Regions from separate parts of the Mus musculus genome. Here region 2 is linked to region 1. Evidence: chromatin loops called from intact Hi-C (ENCODE). Cell type or tissue: heart. All regions are shown on one strand. Each heading gives the region's core, and the rest is flanking DNA. Links, peaks and the distances in the headings are about the cores only.

What was found. Hi-C counts contacts between places; a loop is a spot of excess contacts. Peaks named below come from ENCODE experiments on the same cell type or tissue, not always from the same donor. Only the 100,000 strongest peaks of a DNase experiment are listed, where the experiment ranks them.
Region 2: a loop joins it to region 1, with 1.9 times the contacts of the local background. A loop is called at or near these places in 2 of 42 quality-filtered maps.

Annotation. Positions count from the first base shown.
Region 1 is chr12:82,168,003-82,175,982 of GRCm38, reverse strand. It overlaps a transcript of Sipa1l1 not described here. Among named protein-coding and RNA genes, the nearest start is that of Gm30799, 100 kb to the right of the region's middle. In heart, for the core only: CTCF peaks have their summits at 4,243 and 5,749; DNase peaks (open chromatin) are centred at 4,222, 5,822 and 6,662; H3K4me3 peaks cover 2,902 bases; H3K27ac peaks cover 2,181 bases.
Region 2 is chr12:82,412,195-82,420,174 of GRCm38, reverse strand. It overlaps Sipa1l1 (signal-induced proliferation-associated 1 like 1), which reads right to left. Exons shown (of 21, transcript NM_172579.3): 11 at 3,125-3,271. Among named protein-coding and RNA genes, the nearest start is that of Gm30916, 24 kb to the right of the region's middle. In heart, for the core only: a CTCF peak has its summit at 4,071; a DNase peak (open chromatin) is centred at 4,304; H3K27ac peaks cover 1,366 bases.

The DNA of each region.
Region 1 (7,980 bases), core at 1,732-6,731:
GAGTCAGCAAGGGGTAAACACATCCCACCCACACAGCCATCCTACGGCCATGTACTACACGCCGGCTTCCTTGAGGACATGCCTAGTGAGATAAGCCAGTCACTTAAGGGCAAACACTGCCTAACTCCTCTTATGTGTGATGTCTGGGGATAACCAAATCAAAGAGACAGAAAGTTGGCAGTCACCAGGGGCTGGGATAGGAGGGAGAAGAAAGTAAAAGTTGTATGATGTACAGTTTCAGATACAAAAGTTTTTGGGTTTTTTGTTTGTTTTTCAATCTTAGAGCTCTATTTCACAAAACGGTAAGTAGGCTTAAAACCACCAAACTATATACACTTGTGTTTCTCGTACAATGTTTTTAGTGGATCATACAATTACCAAACTGAATTGACATGTCCCAGCCACACTGCAAAATTGCCTGACCTTTACCTGTAGGCAACCAGTTCTAGATTCCTTCTAAACTACCTTTCTTCAATAAACAGAACTGTGTTGAAGATCTGGGGGCTCTGTCCCTTTCACGTATCCAAAGTGAAATCTCAATGACCACAGAGAGCTACTAACACAGATCCAAAGATCATACAAAGTCACTCTGGAAAGAAGCAAGATATAACCACCTACCAAGACACCCACCAGGCTTCCCTGGTGCCTGGCTGCAGTAACCAGGCCTCCTCACGGCCTCTCTCCCCAGCACACACCCTACCCAAGGGGCTTCAGGCTATACGGTACGTTGAAGCCAGATCCAGAGCAATCCCAACAGAGCAAGCATTAGACTGTAACAAGCCTTTCTGTGACCCTGCTAGTACTCCAGGACTCTCACCCACTGAAACATCATTTCCTTATACAGTTGGCATCCTTCCTTTACCGACGCACATCAGCACTGAGGGCCTAATTTTAAAAATGACAATAAACTGTGAAGTAGTGTAGGAATTTCTCTATCTGGAGTCAGGGTTAGGAACTCCATTCAAGCCTAGGTATAGTTCTCCCACACAACTGAGCTAGGGGTCACACCCCCACCCCCATCACCACACACAAATGCACACACATCAACCACAGGCTACTTAGAAGTTAGAGCCCAGTATGCTAACTAGTGAGCTCTTCTGAAGTCTCCAGGGGAGCGTGGGAAGGGGAAAATGACCAGCCCCAAACAGAGCTGCATTTCAAGAGCAGACTGGTGTTTCCCTCAGTCTTTGGGTGACAAGGAGTACAGCAGGATACAGTTTGGGAGTCAGTCACAGTAGGCTGTTTTTCAGGGGGAGAGAGGATAGGAATGCTGGGGACTGACCCCAGGGCCTCACAAATGCTACGCAAGTCCTCTACACCACTGAGCCCTCAACTCTGCTTTGTGAGGCTAAGAAAACACTGACTTCCCACTTAGTCCTAGGGACACACAGGTGACAGCAGTAGGACAGCAAACATCTTGAGCATCCTTTTCCCGGCACTCTTAAGAAAGGGACTCTTCCCTGAAGACAGCTCAGTGCAAACTGCTTCTGAGTGCATGAAAAGAAATGCAAGGGGCTTACAGCATGCCAAGCTGAAATCTACATTTATTATATGATAACATTATCACAGGAAGGTAATATAGAAGGCTTAGGTAAAAGATACTAGTCAGAGCTGAGGGTATAAGGCAGTGGTAGAGCACTGCCTAGCAAGAGTGAGACCCTGGGCCTCCTGTCCTGAATGAGGAGGTAGGAGGTGAAGGCCTAAGAAGAAATAAAGAACCCAATGATAGTAGACTCCCAGGCTGCAGGAACATGAGCTATTGGCACAAAGCCCTCTGCTTTTTAATTTCTCAATAGCTATCTTCTGAGATCAGAACTCATTATAAAAGGAAGCAGGGCTCTGAATGAACCACAAAACAATCAATAACCGCACCTGTTCACACTTGGGTAAACGGCTCAGCTCAAGGAAGTAAGAAGGAACCTCAAGAAACTACCGCTCAATGCCCTTTCAGCCCCAGCAGTCTGAGTGACCCCTTTGTTTATAAGCCAGCAAGTCTCTATCACCAAGCCAGCATTCCTCAGGAAGCATAGTGTCTCATCAAACACTATGTAATTACCTGTTTCCCACAACTTCAAGTTAGGCATACTACAAATCTAATGAGAGAGAATTGCAGCATGGTAAGTAACCAATTAGAACCCATCAGCTGGAAGCTCTTATCTCAGACCTGCAGAAACAACTTGTCACCTTCCTTATGGTGCACCACCAGGACCCTAATGCCCCTCCATGCCAACCTGGGGTCTCACTCTAGTTCTTTTTATGAAACACACACACATTCATTCCCGTACTCAGGAAGAAGAGGAAGACAGACCTGTGAGTTCAAGGACAGCCTGATCTACATGGTGAGTTCCAGGCAAGCCAGGGTGGCACAATGGGTGAAAAACCCTGTCCCAAAAGAAAATCTCCTTGCAGCTGGGTCACCTTAGAAGATGGATGGAAGATTAGATGAGAAGGTGAAGTTTTCTCCCCCTCAAAAGATACACTCAGATTTTCATTCCAGACCTGGCTGCAAATTAGACTACCCTGTGACATTCTGTCCCTTGCTCAAATCACCTATGTTTAAGGAAGCTGGACCCAGGGGAATTGTTCCCACCCTCTCATGGGCCCCATTCCTTTCTTCTGCAAATAAACTTAAGGGAGAGAGTATCAGGACACTGGGGTGATAAAGCTATATTTAAAATAATATTAACAACAACAATTTTAATCTAGGATTCCTTTTTCCATAGCTTAGCTATGTACTACACGACATTGATGCTACTTCCATACCTTTTCAACCTTAACGAAGCTATCATTCCTGCCCTTATTTTATTTAATAATCACTGAATACTTAAGTATGAGAAAACTTCAACATGTTCGCAGGAAAAGAACCAAAGGTGAAACCCAGGAACACGTATGTTCAGATCAGGAAGGCCGACTACCCTGAGTGCTGGCCACATCTAACTTTATAAGATACCATTGGGTTTGGAGGGCCTCACCTGCCAACTGGGGAAAGCTGGGCCAAAGGAACTGAGCTCAAACTCCCTTCTAGTTTCAGCCTCCAGTGGAAGGGTAAGAAACCGCAACTACAAAGGAGACTTTAGTTACAACGTATTTTCACACACACATAAATTCTAGTTGATTTCTGCAGCAAAGCTGGCTCAGGCCTCACAGTCAAGACAGTGAAAGGGTACAGCTAGTTTTAAGGTCACCCTGGCAGAAAGCGGCAAGGCAGGTCGGTATCTGAAATCCACACCTCTGAAGACAGGTCACCTGAATCCTCTAAGGAAGTTGGAAAATCAAAACTGCCTCATATGCAAAACCGTGGACATGGAGTAACTTCTCACCCTCAGATGTGGGTGTGATCCCATGGTCCCTGGACCACCAGTCCAGCCCCCTATGCCCAAGAATGATTCTTCTAACCACTGGAGTCCCAGAAGCCAAGAGAAACACCTCTGCTGGTGGTACTCTGTAGACACTGCTTGCCTCTCAAGGCTCAAAAGGTTACAAATACAGGGAAATTTCATTTTTCCAATTTTGAGATTCAGCTTCTGTGATGTGTGTTTCACATCACAGAACAAAGAGGCTTGCTCCATCAGAGTTAAAGAAGGGGGCCGGGTACCATTCTAATCTGGCCAGTGAAGCAAAAGGTTCAAATCTAAAAAGTAACCTGAAAAGCTTCATTAATAGTCATACCATTTGTGCAATGACTAGACCTTTGGTTTAAAAAAAAAAAAAAATACAGCCAGGCAAGAGCCAGCAAGCCTTCTCGTTACCACAGAAATCTTCCACTAAGTCAGCCAGCCAAGAAGCTGCTCTGAGTTGGGGTCCACTCAACACTGCTCTCTGTGCCCTAAGAGAGCATTTGAAAAGTCACTGACTAAAAATTTACACTGCGACTGAAACTACAACATATGCATACCTTACCTCAGTTAACCAAGACCTCAGAGTCTGCATAACTGCTAATCTCAAGCCATCCTCAAACTACAGTACATTCATACATTGTTAGGAAGCCCTTCAAAAAGTTGCTTTAAATTTTTCTTCAAATGAGACTACACCAATACTACAAACTTCATTCAAAGCAAATATGAAATAAATATAAAAGGAAATACCACTGAAAAACTGAGTCAAAAGAAGAGTTAACCTCAGAATGTCATTTTAGTGGCGTGCTGAGGACTTACTAACTGCCTGACAGTCAAATCTAGCAAGTCCGGGGCGCCAGGACTGTGACGACGGGAACTGCAGAGAGGCTAACAGCTACACCTACTGTCTGTCTCCAGCCACTTGCTAAACCCGTTCCTTCTCTCGGTCAACTGGAAAAATCTAATTAATGATAGTCGATTTCAAGAATCCTTTAAGAGTGAGGAAAAGTACAATATCTTCTGTGACACTGAAGCACGTCGCCACCCCAAATGTGGGATTTGCCCCAACCATCTCTGTTCCAGCCATCACCCAGGTTATTTTAGATCACTGTTGTTAATGCCTTTGTACCAATAACGTATTTCATGGGAAAATACCTCCGTAATAATATTCTAGTTAATAACTGGGTTGTCACCGCATAGGTGGACACATCAGTGGCCATAAACTGCTTTGCTTAAACCTTTTAACTGCTCTGCATAATCCTATCAGCTTTTTTTCCATCCTGGTAAAGGCAGTTTAATTGCAGCGTTTGAGAAAGGACAAGGGAGAAAGTCGTTAAACCAAGATACAGAAAATCATTCCCGTGCCTAAACGACGATGCTAGAGCAATTTGGTAGGGCTTCATTTAATGTTGTGGCCGTCCAAAAGAATCAGCCAGAGAACCTTTGCACTGGGAGATACTCCATTCGAGAAAGCAGGAGAAAGTTGACACTTAACTCCCACAGAGTAGCAGTATAAAAAAAAAAAAATGGCTTTAAGACTCTGAGTCAGAGTTTCAACATGAAAGGCTCGATTTATAGAGGAAACGCCAACCCCAGTTCATCCAGATAGACCTGGAACCTGATGAAAGTCGACACCTCCCTCTGAAATTTGCATCGCATCACTGGCTCGCGTTTAGAAACATAATCGTGTACAAGGTAGTATGAATTTCAGTAAAGGTTGCCCTCTCAACTAGTCGTCAGGAAAAAAATAATAATAATTAAATCCATAAAGCTCCAAGGCAGTCTCCGAGTTACCAGTCCCCAAACGCTTCCCCTTCCAAGAGGAATGCCAACAATCTAGCACAACGCCTCCCTTGAAAGCTAGCTATTTCCCGTGCCTCTCTGGTTTTGGACTCGGTGAGCCCCGATGAAATTTCAATCTGCCCAACGCGATTGCTTGCCCACGTTGAAATGCCATGGAGCGATTTATGAACCTGGCAAGTTGCCTTTAAGGTCAGGAGCGAAGTTGGAAAGGGCAAGGGGAGAAAAAGTTCTTTAAAGGAAATCCTCACGCCTCTCCAACCCTATGACGGTTTCCTTCCTCCAAGGATCGCAGGTTGGAGCATCCCCGGATCTCAGTCCCCAGTATCTCCCCAGGAGAGAAATTAACACCCCCGAGCCCGCAGCCAAATCTTTCCTTTCCCCACCATTAACCCCCTGGACCTTGGCCCCCTGCAGCACACCTGCAAAGAGCTCACCGAGTGTCGGGTGGGGAAGGATCTCTCCGAGGAGCCCGGAGCCGCAGGGTGAACACGGCCACCAGGCAGGGATGCGGGGCTCCGGGCCTCTAGGGGAGCCGATCCGGATCCTGAGGTGAGAACGTGCGCGCGCGCCGTGCACGGTGAAGCGCAGACTCGCCCCCGCCGGGACCGCGATCCCCCAGCACGCCACCAAATCGGAAATCAAACTTTCAGCGGCTGTAACCGTCCAGCTCCGGTCCGCGAATCCCCAAGCCCATTGGGGGTGATGGGGGGGGACTGTCAGCAGTGCCGCCCCGCCCCCCTCCCAGCCCTGCCCTCCCGGGCCACTTACCGCTTGGCCTGGGCTTCCCGGTGCAGCCGCGCGTCCCGGGCGCGTCGTCCGCGCGCTCTCCCTGGGGAGAAAGAGAAAGCGTGCAGACGGTCGGGGCGCGCTCGCTCGCCGCCTCCTCTGCGGAGATCCGAGGCTCCGAGCGCCCGGCGTTAGGGGCCGCCGGGGCGGGATCAGCGCGGCTCGCCACCAGCCTCGCTCCGAGAGGGTCCCCGCAGCTGCCGCGCTCCGTTGCGCCGCGGAGGCCGAAGCGACTGGTCCCCGGGCATCAACTATTGTGCAGGAGCCCGGAGTCCGGCTCGCGCCCCCGAGCCCCCCATCCCGCCCGCCGGCTCCCGGGGACGAGCGCGCGGCGCCCGGGGGATGAGTCCCGGCTGCGGAGCACCGCGCTGGGCGCCGTGGGAGGAGGGGGGAGTTGCGTGGCCGCGGGGGAGGGGACAGGTAACTGCCCACCGGGGCTGGGGGACGCGGAAAGGGAGCCCCGGTGGCGGCGAGAGGCACGCTGCGGGCGGTCTCCCAGGCCCACCCTCCCTCCCTCCCCGACCCTTCCCCCCCGGGACACGGCGCCGCACTGACTTTCCGCTCACTCGCTCACGCACGTACTGAACTCGCTCACAAAGTTGCCGGCGGTGGCGGCGCTGCACTGGCCCTTCTCCCCGCCCCATCCCTTCCCTCCCTCCTCTCCTCCCTCCCTCCTCTCCTCCCTCCTTCAGTCTCGGGTGAGATCACCGCGGCGGGGTTCTGCGCGCAGGCAAGTCTCGCGAGATTAGAGCCCAACTCGGGCCGGGGGAAGTGGAAGCTGGAGAGTGAGGACCGAGGAACTTCTGGTTGCCATGACGACTCGACAGCCGGGAGCAGTTTTCACCTGCCTCCTCCGCTGCCCCAAGCCTAGCGGTGGGGAAGGGGAGGCTGGGGAGGAGAACGTAGGGCTTCCGTAGACCTGCTTCTCTCCGAGGTGGGCGCATTTGGCCAGAGAGGCTCTGGGGCTTTAGAAGCCAGCGCATCTCTCTACTTGTAAATGTCCACCATGTGCTCAGTTTCTGAGCCCTCCTGTGTAATCTCATCTTCAGCCCCCGCACGATGCTTTCTTTTCCCCATCCTAACGCCCCCACGAGATGGCTCCTTGAGCATGTAGCTCACTCATGTTGGTATTCTCAGCGCCTCCGCAGGCTTTGTACCTACTAGGTATTGTAAGTCTGTTATTGAAAATGAAGGTAATAGTCGTCTTTGTGTCCGCAGTTCCTTTACTTTGCCTAAACCCAAAGAGTACCTGGAATTTATGTCAGTTTCTGCACTACTCAAGTATTTTACTCTGTGAAACTCTGCTCTGGTTTACTGTTTCAGCCTCTCTCCACCCCCACCCCCACCCCCGTGGTTACAATGTTCCTTTTCTCTTTGCAAAAACCAGATTCACCATAGAACAGGAAACAAAACTTAAATTATGAATCCTCAGACTATACCTTTATACCTAATTACAAAACACTATTGAGGAACTGGAGAGATGGCTCAGGAATTAAGAGCACTAGCTGCTCTTCCAGATGACTGAGGTTCAATTTCCAGCATCCATTTGGTGGGCCAACAACTATAATTCCAGTTCCAGGAGACCTGACACCCTCCAAGAACACCAGGCACAGACATGCATGCAAAGCCCAAATATCCATAAAAAGTCCAAAAGGCTATTGTTTGAAATCTCCTTTCTAAATGGGAGAAACTTTTCTGTGGTGATTTTGTTTTACTAAGTAATATGCTGGTGTTGATAGAAGCATGAAGTTTGGATGTCAACAAAGATGAATAAGTATAAATTTCACAGTGTATTAACAGAACTCACTATTTAAAAAAAGAATTAACCCCTAATCATCAATAAGGGTAAACTGATAACTCAATCCCATACACACAGAAACCTAAAGGAGCTAACTACATGAAAACTAAACAGTTAAGACTTCTAGGATACCTATGGCAATGGTCTGTGTGCGTGCATGCGTGCGTGTGACGGGAGAAGGAGGTGCCTGACTGGACAAGAGTGTAGAGGAAAGAAAGCACCTGTGTTAGCCATTCTCCCACTTCCATGTGGGCTTTG
Region 2 (7,980 bases), core at 1,652-6,651, 240 kb before region 1:
GGATCAATCACTTTCTGAGCACTATATTCTGTGGTCTGAAAAATGACAAGTACCGCTTATATTATGTGCAAGCCACTTTCTAACTGTATGAATTTTATTTTATTATTTTTTTAAAGATTTATTTATTTATTATATGTATGTACACTGTAGCTGTCTTCAGACACTCCAGAAGAGGAGTCAGATCTCGTTACCAATGGTTGTGAGCCACCATGTGGTTGCTGGGATTTGAACTCAGGACCTTCGGTAGAGCAGTCGGTGCTCTTACCTGCTGAGCCATCTCACCAGCCCCCTGTATGTATTTTAAATTGATGTTGGGAAGGGCAACTCAGAAGAAGGTAAGCTGGCAAGTAAAATAGTAAGTGTCTACTGAGCCAGCTTGATTTTCCCCTTGAAAAAACAGTTAACACTTGTTTAACTAAGTCATACGAAATCTATGTCTACATGAACATCAGCAATATGACCTCTGAGACCAGAAAGGGCCGGAGGGCAGAATTCAAGTATTTACTTGGAAATGTACCACATTTCTCATGGTTACTAACTAATGAACTTCTAAAGAACTTATGAAACACAGGCCTCTATTGATTCTCTATCAACTCGTGTCTGTTCCTTACCTGTGATGACTGACACATGGCCAGGACCTGTAAGAGCTCTCCTGGGAGGGATAGGACCCCTGGGAGTGGGGAAACATGAAGCTCAATTGGAACTGGTAACCTAGCAGCAGAACTAAACATAGATTCTAAGCACTGTCTCAGTTTTACCCTTCAGCTAATTAAGATAGTTTCAATGTCTTAGGACCAAGAAATGAACAAGCTCATGCCACACAGGTATAGACATAAGGCCCACGGAGGGTGAGGGAGGGTACCAACATGGCACACTGTCCACAGAGAACCACCGTATGCTGGTTATCGCTATGATGTTGAGCGTGCCTGACACTAACAGGTGCCCAGCACAGCACAGACACTTCAACATCGACTTGGACACAGCTGCTCTTACTGGTAAAGGAAACTTCAGGGTCAAACGTCATTCATGGGCAACAGTGAGACACATGAGAGCGTGAGCCAAACCACCTCTTGCGTCACAGATGTGCATAAACACAGCTTTGGCAGGCCAAGCTTAGTGGCCATGCACTTAATCCCTGCACTTGAAAGACAGAGACAGGAAGACCCCTGAGTTTGAAGCCAACCAGGGCTACACAGAAACTGTGTCCGGAAAAACCAAACAACAATAACAACACAAAACAATGCAAGCTAACACCACTGAAGTGGCTTTGGTGTACAGAAGATGGCACTGCATCAGCAACTTCGTCTTTTTAAAAGATCATTCCCAGGTACAAAAAGCATTGTGTGGTGTCGCATACAATCCAAGGTGAGCTCACTAAAGATCACAGGCCCCCCTAATACCACCTAGGGTACAAGGGCTTGCTATTGCATGCCCACAGGAATAACCACTGTCTTGTTAACAAAAAAGGAGCACTCAGGCATGGGCCTCAGAGTTTTTATCATCAATCACACTAATGTCTCCGTTCAATTTGTTAATAGACATTTAGAGCTTATCACAGACAGGAAAACTTTTTTTTTTTTTTTTTTTTGGTTCACTCCTTTACGTTTTAGTGCCATACTAATGATGGACAGATGTTGACTACTTCATTTCTAAGGCAAATCATACCATATAAAATCTAATTAAAGTAAGAAATAATTAGTTGGGTTTGTGGCATGATAAAATAAGTGACTCAAAAAAACCTCTGCAGGGACTGATGAAGAAAAGCTAAAATTATTTTCGAGTCATCACTGATGCAGTTACATAAGATGTGTGCCCTTCAGACAGGCTATTGACGAAGACAACAGCATGGAGGAGGAGTATCCTGGAGTGGTTTTATCACCTACCTTCTGTTAGCATAAACATGTAGCACCCCCCCCTCCCCACATACACACACAACAAAAAGCATATTCAATAGTTAGTGAGTTCAAGTCCCAGAACCTACATAGTAGCTCGTATCCATCCATAACTGTAGTTCCAGGGCATCTAATACCTTCTTCATCCCTAAGGGTAACACACACACACACACACACACACACACACACAGTGAACATACATATATGTGAGCAGAATACTCATGCACATACAAATAAACAAACCTTTTAAAAAAGATCCAACAGAAATCCTGGTCATGGTAAATAAATATCCACTATGAGGACATTAAGCTTGCTAATGAATTGCTTGCATGGTGAATTCTCAGAAAAGTAACCAAATCCCATGCCTGTATGTTAAACATAGTCCTTAGAAAAATGTGAAATAGAACCATTTGGTTTTTGAATGGTTCAAGTTCTTTCTCAGGGCCAGCAGCACCCACAGTTTGGTTTTCTTATTCTGAGCAAAGGCAGTTTGTGTGTGGCATGCTGGGCTTCCAAGCCTCAGACACTCCAGCATCCTCAGCCTTCAGTGACCTTTAAACTTTGTGCATTTCCCTTCCTTTGAAAGTTTTGTTCTGTTTTCTAGTGGTGCTACAGACAAAACCTAGGGCCTGTTCTATAAGTTTTGTCAGAAACAAACAGTTCCTTCTGGGAATTTAGTGTCAAGGAAGATTGAAACAAAACAAAACAACAAAACAAAACAAATTGCTGGGTAATGGTGGCCCAAGCCTTTAATCCCAGTCCTCGGGAAGCAGAGGCAGGAGGATCCCTATGAGCTCAAGGCCAGCCTGGTCTACAGAGAGAGTTCCAGGACATCTACACAGAGAAACTCTGTCTGGAAAAACCCAACAACAGAAAACCAACAAAACACAGGCCTCTTACAAGACAACGTTAAGCTCTGGGCGTGGTTATCATTTTCTCTGTATCAGCAGCAATCCGAACTACACTGCAAGGAGTATTCTGCTGCGTTCACTTTGGAGGAAATACAAGACAAAATCCTTCTAGTGGCACTGACTGGTCCGTGTGATGAAGGAACTGATGCTATCTGACTTTGCTGCCACACAGGACTGACCATGTTCTTCAGTGGTCTGACCTAGACGCTGGGACAGTCTTCTATCTGGAGGGTTGGCTACCTCTTCTCTGCTGGTTTCATGCAGTTCTGTGTGGCCTGTCTGAACACAGGATACTGAAGATGGACTCCTTGCCATACCTACCCTTCGGGCATGGATTTTTGTCTGTAGGTACCACCTCCAGAGCCAGTCTCACTGGACGAAGACAAGTTGCTGGGAGAGTTACGGCACTGGGATCTCGCCAAAGCCATGGATGAGACTGTCACATAGATGTCCGAACCAGGAGACAGCCTGCAAGTATGAAGTGAAGATAGGAAGTCAATAACTCAGGGGGAAAAACCCCAAGGCACAGTAGAAGATATCATGTAAAGACCACAAAAGCAGAGGCCCCATAGAGAGAGTGGGAAGTGAAGTCAGCTGGAAGCCCATAAGAGAAACCTCCCCCAACACTGCCCCTATGGGAAAAGCTGGAAAACTGCCTCCAGGAGTGAGAACCCCTCAAAAATTTCAGGGGGAAAAGACCTGGAAAATATACATGACTCCAAAAAAAGCTGCCAGGATTCAATCAGTGAAATACTGTGCAGTCGCCAGGCTGGGGGCGGGGGGGGGGGGTGGAACTGGATGCCAGTGACAACTGGATAACCAGTTGATTCCAGGTTCTCACTGTGAGAGCACAGTCCCCATGTGCTTCTTTGTTTTCTATCTCATTACTCAGTTTGCAATAGTCAGGCTCTGACAATTAGTTTTTATAATTTTGGTTGATAGTAGCATCACACTAAAAACACATTTAAAAAATTTCTGTAATTGCACGTGTTGGATTTGATTAAAATGATACATTTAGATAACTTCTCAGTAGAGGTGTGCTGTGTCTGGGCCTCAGCATATTGCTCAGCTGACTCTCAAGGCCGAGGCTGGAGTTCTGTGGGCAAGACAGACACATTCTCCCCCGATCCTATCTATTCTAGTCGGCAGTGGGGCAGGCAGCCACAGGGATATCTGTAAGTGTTGACAACTTGAGCAGACTTAATAACAAAGCAACTTTATTTCAAATGCTGCCTGCAGATGCCTGGCCTCCCACTAGGGCAGGCTGCTTCCATGTGATAGCAGAAGAAATGGGGTCTAAGTCATTCACCCTAAGCCACAATAGGCTAGGTTGCTTGGCCAAGTCTACTGCATTTTCTATGAGCTGCTGTCCACAGAGAAGGCAAGGAGTCCTTCCACTGATTGACAGTCTGTATGGGTTTGGCATGGTCTACAGACTTCTAATGTGAAGTCATCTTTGGTTCCAAGCAGAGTGGAAACCCTGGGCCAGAGCCTGGCTGGCTGGAACGAAGCCATTCCTCCAATGAGTCTACAGATGGGAGGTGTTTGGCTCAGCAGGTGGCAGAAGGGCTCAGAGACCCAGTCCAGGAAGCTTTCCTAGGGAGAGAAGGAGGTAAGGAGAGCTGCTCAGAGTCTAGCACTGCATTGACCTATGAGGCAGATCAGAGTTCTCTCTGGCTGTCTCCTAGATACTGCTCCTTAATCCGAGAGACTTGAGGAGATTTAGCAATTCAAATCAAGCCTCTTCAAATCTAACAGCTTTCCTCCCGTGTTGTGAGTGGAACCGGTCCCTCCTCTATTTGTTCTAACAAGTTAAGCACACTGAAGCCATGCTTCCTTTGCCTCCTAACTTTCAGAGTTAATTGTCCTAATGTGCACATTTGTGGACTACACACAAAATGTGTCCTGGCACCATAGGTAGTGGTCTTGAAAGTATGGCTTGACGTCATGGGCTCCACCATGACTGCCCTCTGATCTCTTCCACCCAACGGTCTCCCGACTTCCAGGCTCTCTCCATCCCACCCCTCCAATAGCTCCTACCGATGTTCTTCCACAATGCCAACCAGTGCTAGAGGCTTCTCTAAAGTCTGCCTTGTCCATAAGACATCACCAAAACCCTGTAGCTGTGGACAGCCCCGGGTTTGCTTGTATTTTGATGCCAATTCCGCTCTCCTGGGAGGGGTTGTGAGGAATGAGTCACCTACTCTGGTGACTTGTGAACCATCCCCTAATGAATAAAGGAGCAAATCACTGGGGACGTAGGCAGGAATTCCAGGTTGTATGGAGGAAGAGAGGAAGCAGGAGAGAGTTAGAGCATTTTGGAGAGGAGTGAGAACAAGATGTACCAACTAGAGTCTCCCGGTTTCAATGGTGGGTCTGTCAGGATTCGCTACCGTTGGATTTAGATTTAATAAGGTTTATAAGATTAGGATTTTAGTTGTTCCCAGCAAGACTAAGTTACTGTCGTTTCTGAAATAAATTTGTGTAGTGTTTTCATTCTTGCAGTGGTTTGACTGGGTTCAAGAGAGAAAGGTATGACAGCAAAGCGTGGGTTTGCCAGATGTGCACCACAAAGGCTGTGGGAGGTTTGAAGCACTGAGCTGGCATGGTAGTGACCCGCCAGTAAGAACCTTGCAAGCTAGGGGGAAACGTTTCGGGAGCTCTGGGCCAGAGAGACTTCACAAGATAAGAACAGGCTGGCTAGCCCGCCGAGGCAGAGAACTGCTGGCAGTAGCGTGGGAACTTGACATTCTTTTTTATATTTCCTGAAACACCCTGTCACCTTCTTCAAGGCGCTGCACCATCCAATCTGATTCCATTCTCACACCCATGCAACCTTAATTGCTCCCCATATCTTGTATTCTGGATTGGCTGACTAAGATTCAGAGTACCACTGTATCCATACTTTCCATTCATCCACAGCCTACCTAGAATGCCTTCCTATCTTCCTATTAACCCCCAATTCTCCAATACTGTATCTGAATGCACAGAGCAGAACCTCTTCAAATCCTATAGCAGTCTATTCCATGTAATATCACATCACATCACAAAGAATGGACTATCTCACAAGTACCTATTTCTCCATGAGACTCTGTCTCAACAGCACAGGACCGATCCTATTTATCTTCATGTTACATGTATGAATGCTTTGGCTGTAAGCACAGGACCGATCCTATTTATCTTCATGTTACATGTATGAATGCTTTGGCTGTATATACATAAACATCACTCTTACGCCTGGTACCTGTAGAGGCCAAAAAAGGGTGTTGGACAGCAATCGAGATTGTAAGCTGCCCAATGTGGGTGCTGAGAACTGAACCTAGGTCTTCTGCAAGAGAAGCAAATACTACGAACTGGTGAACTACTGCCCATCCCTAACACCTACCTTAGCCAGGGTTCCTTCCTGTGGAAGATCTAGAAGAGCTGAAAAGTCTTGGATTTTAGAATTTATAATTTGCTAAAAGCAAATATAACCAAATCAGTGTGCTTTGTTAACTGTTGAAACAGGAATGGTGTTACAGGGGCTAAGATATAACACAAAACATTATGGCCACACATGGCAAGAGAACTACCAAGGCTACTCTGGAGACTGTGATGGGAAGCCACAGCAGGCCACCTCTAAGAATCTTCCATCACCATGGTAAGCCAGGCTTTTGCTAGTTAATGTCTAGTCACCACAGGGTTTTCCATATACACGCAGGGTGAGAGCACCACCCTCAACAGTGTCCCTCAGACACTTGCTCTGTGTTCTGCACTTGCTAGAGTAAGACTTGCTCCCAGCCACTCAGACTTCAATGACCATGGCAGGGCCCAGGATGTGTCTGGAGGCAGCTGTAGTGCTGACTGATTAGAGGAACCTAGTTCAACTATATCCGGGGCACATTTTATATTAAGATCCACTTTTACTTTATTTTGTGAGTATGGGTGCTTCACCTGTGTATATATCAATGAACCCTGTGCATGTGGTGGCCATAGAAAGCCGAAGAGGGTGTCAGAGCCCCTGGAACTGGAGTTACAGACAATTGTGAGCTGCCATGTGGGTGCTGGGAACCAAACCAGGTTCTCTGAAAGAGCATCTAGTGCTCTTAACCACTGAGTCCTCTCTCCAGGCCCTAGTACTACTGTGTCTGACAGGAGAGTAATCACGAATATCTGGGCACCAAAGTTGGATGTCCTTATACTTTTGTCTACTCAGGCTTCTATGCGATTCTCACAATCCACTCAGATATAACCAGGATTGCAGTGAAGGTGCAATGGGAAGTGCAAGCTACAAACAAAACTGAGTAAGAACTAGGGAACAGCACAGACTCAAGCCACATGATGCCACTCAATGCCTTTCTGACCCAGAGTCTGTCTTCCATGTGTAACTAACACTGACAGACTGCAGATGTGGTTCCATTTTGTACAGCTTTGGTCCTGTCACTGCAAAGAGGAAGAAATACTATAGAAAAGAGGGAAAGTTGGGATGGAAGTAGACTATGAGCCAGCTGGAGCCAATGGGACATGCAGGCAGCTGAGTCGTGAGGTGGCTATGTAAAATGTTTAGTCACATGGCTCCTTGGGTAAAGTAAACACAACTTTTATTTTTGGCTTTAGAACTTTTGTCCTGTAGCCTGTTCTGTAAAACAAACATTAAACTAAAACACCTCACGCTCCTTCTCAACATCAGCTCTGTCACTTGGCAAATGCATCAGGAAATTCCACTTGGTTACTGCAGTTAGCCCAAAATGAAAAGCAGCCTTTCCAGAAGGCTGGCTCTCATCCCACCCCTCCTCTGCCTTTATGTAACTCAATAGAGGCTTTGTCTTCTGACTGTCCACACATGAGGACACACACAGGGCAACTGGGGGAAGCCACCCCAGTGTGTTTACATCCCCAAATACATGATGTTCTGGGCAAAGAAAAGTTAGAACCAGTTTTACCCTTGTGACATACAGCTCTGCTGTTTCCAATACTGTGACTCTGATGCCATCAGGCCTCCTCAGGAGCAGAAGGTGTGACGGCCTACATGCTGGCAGTTTAGTTCTGCAGAGCTGGAAGCTGACTGTTGCTGGGCATTGTGTCACTTGGGAAGGGTAGCAGTTTCTTCTCACTGGCTTTCAGCACGCTGAGTTCCCTGACTTGTGCTGAGCCCACAGCCTAGACTATCTGCTTAGGGACTATTGTGCACAGTAACT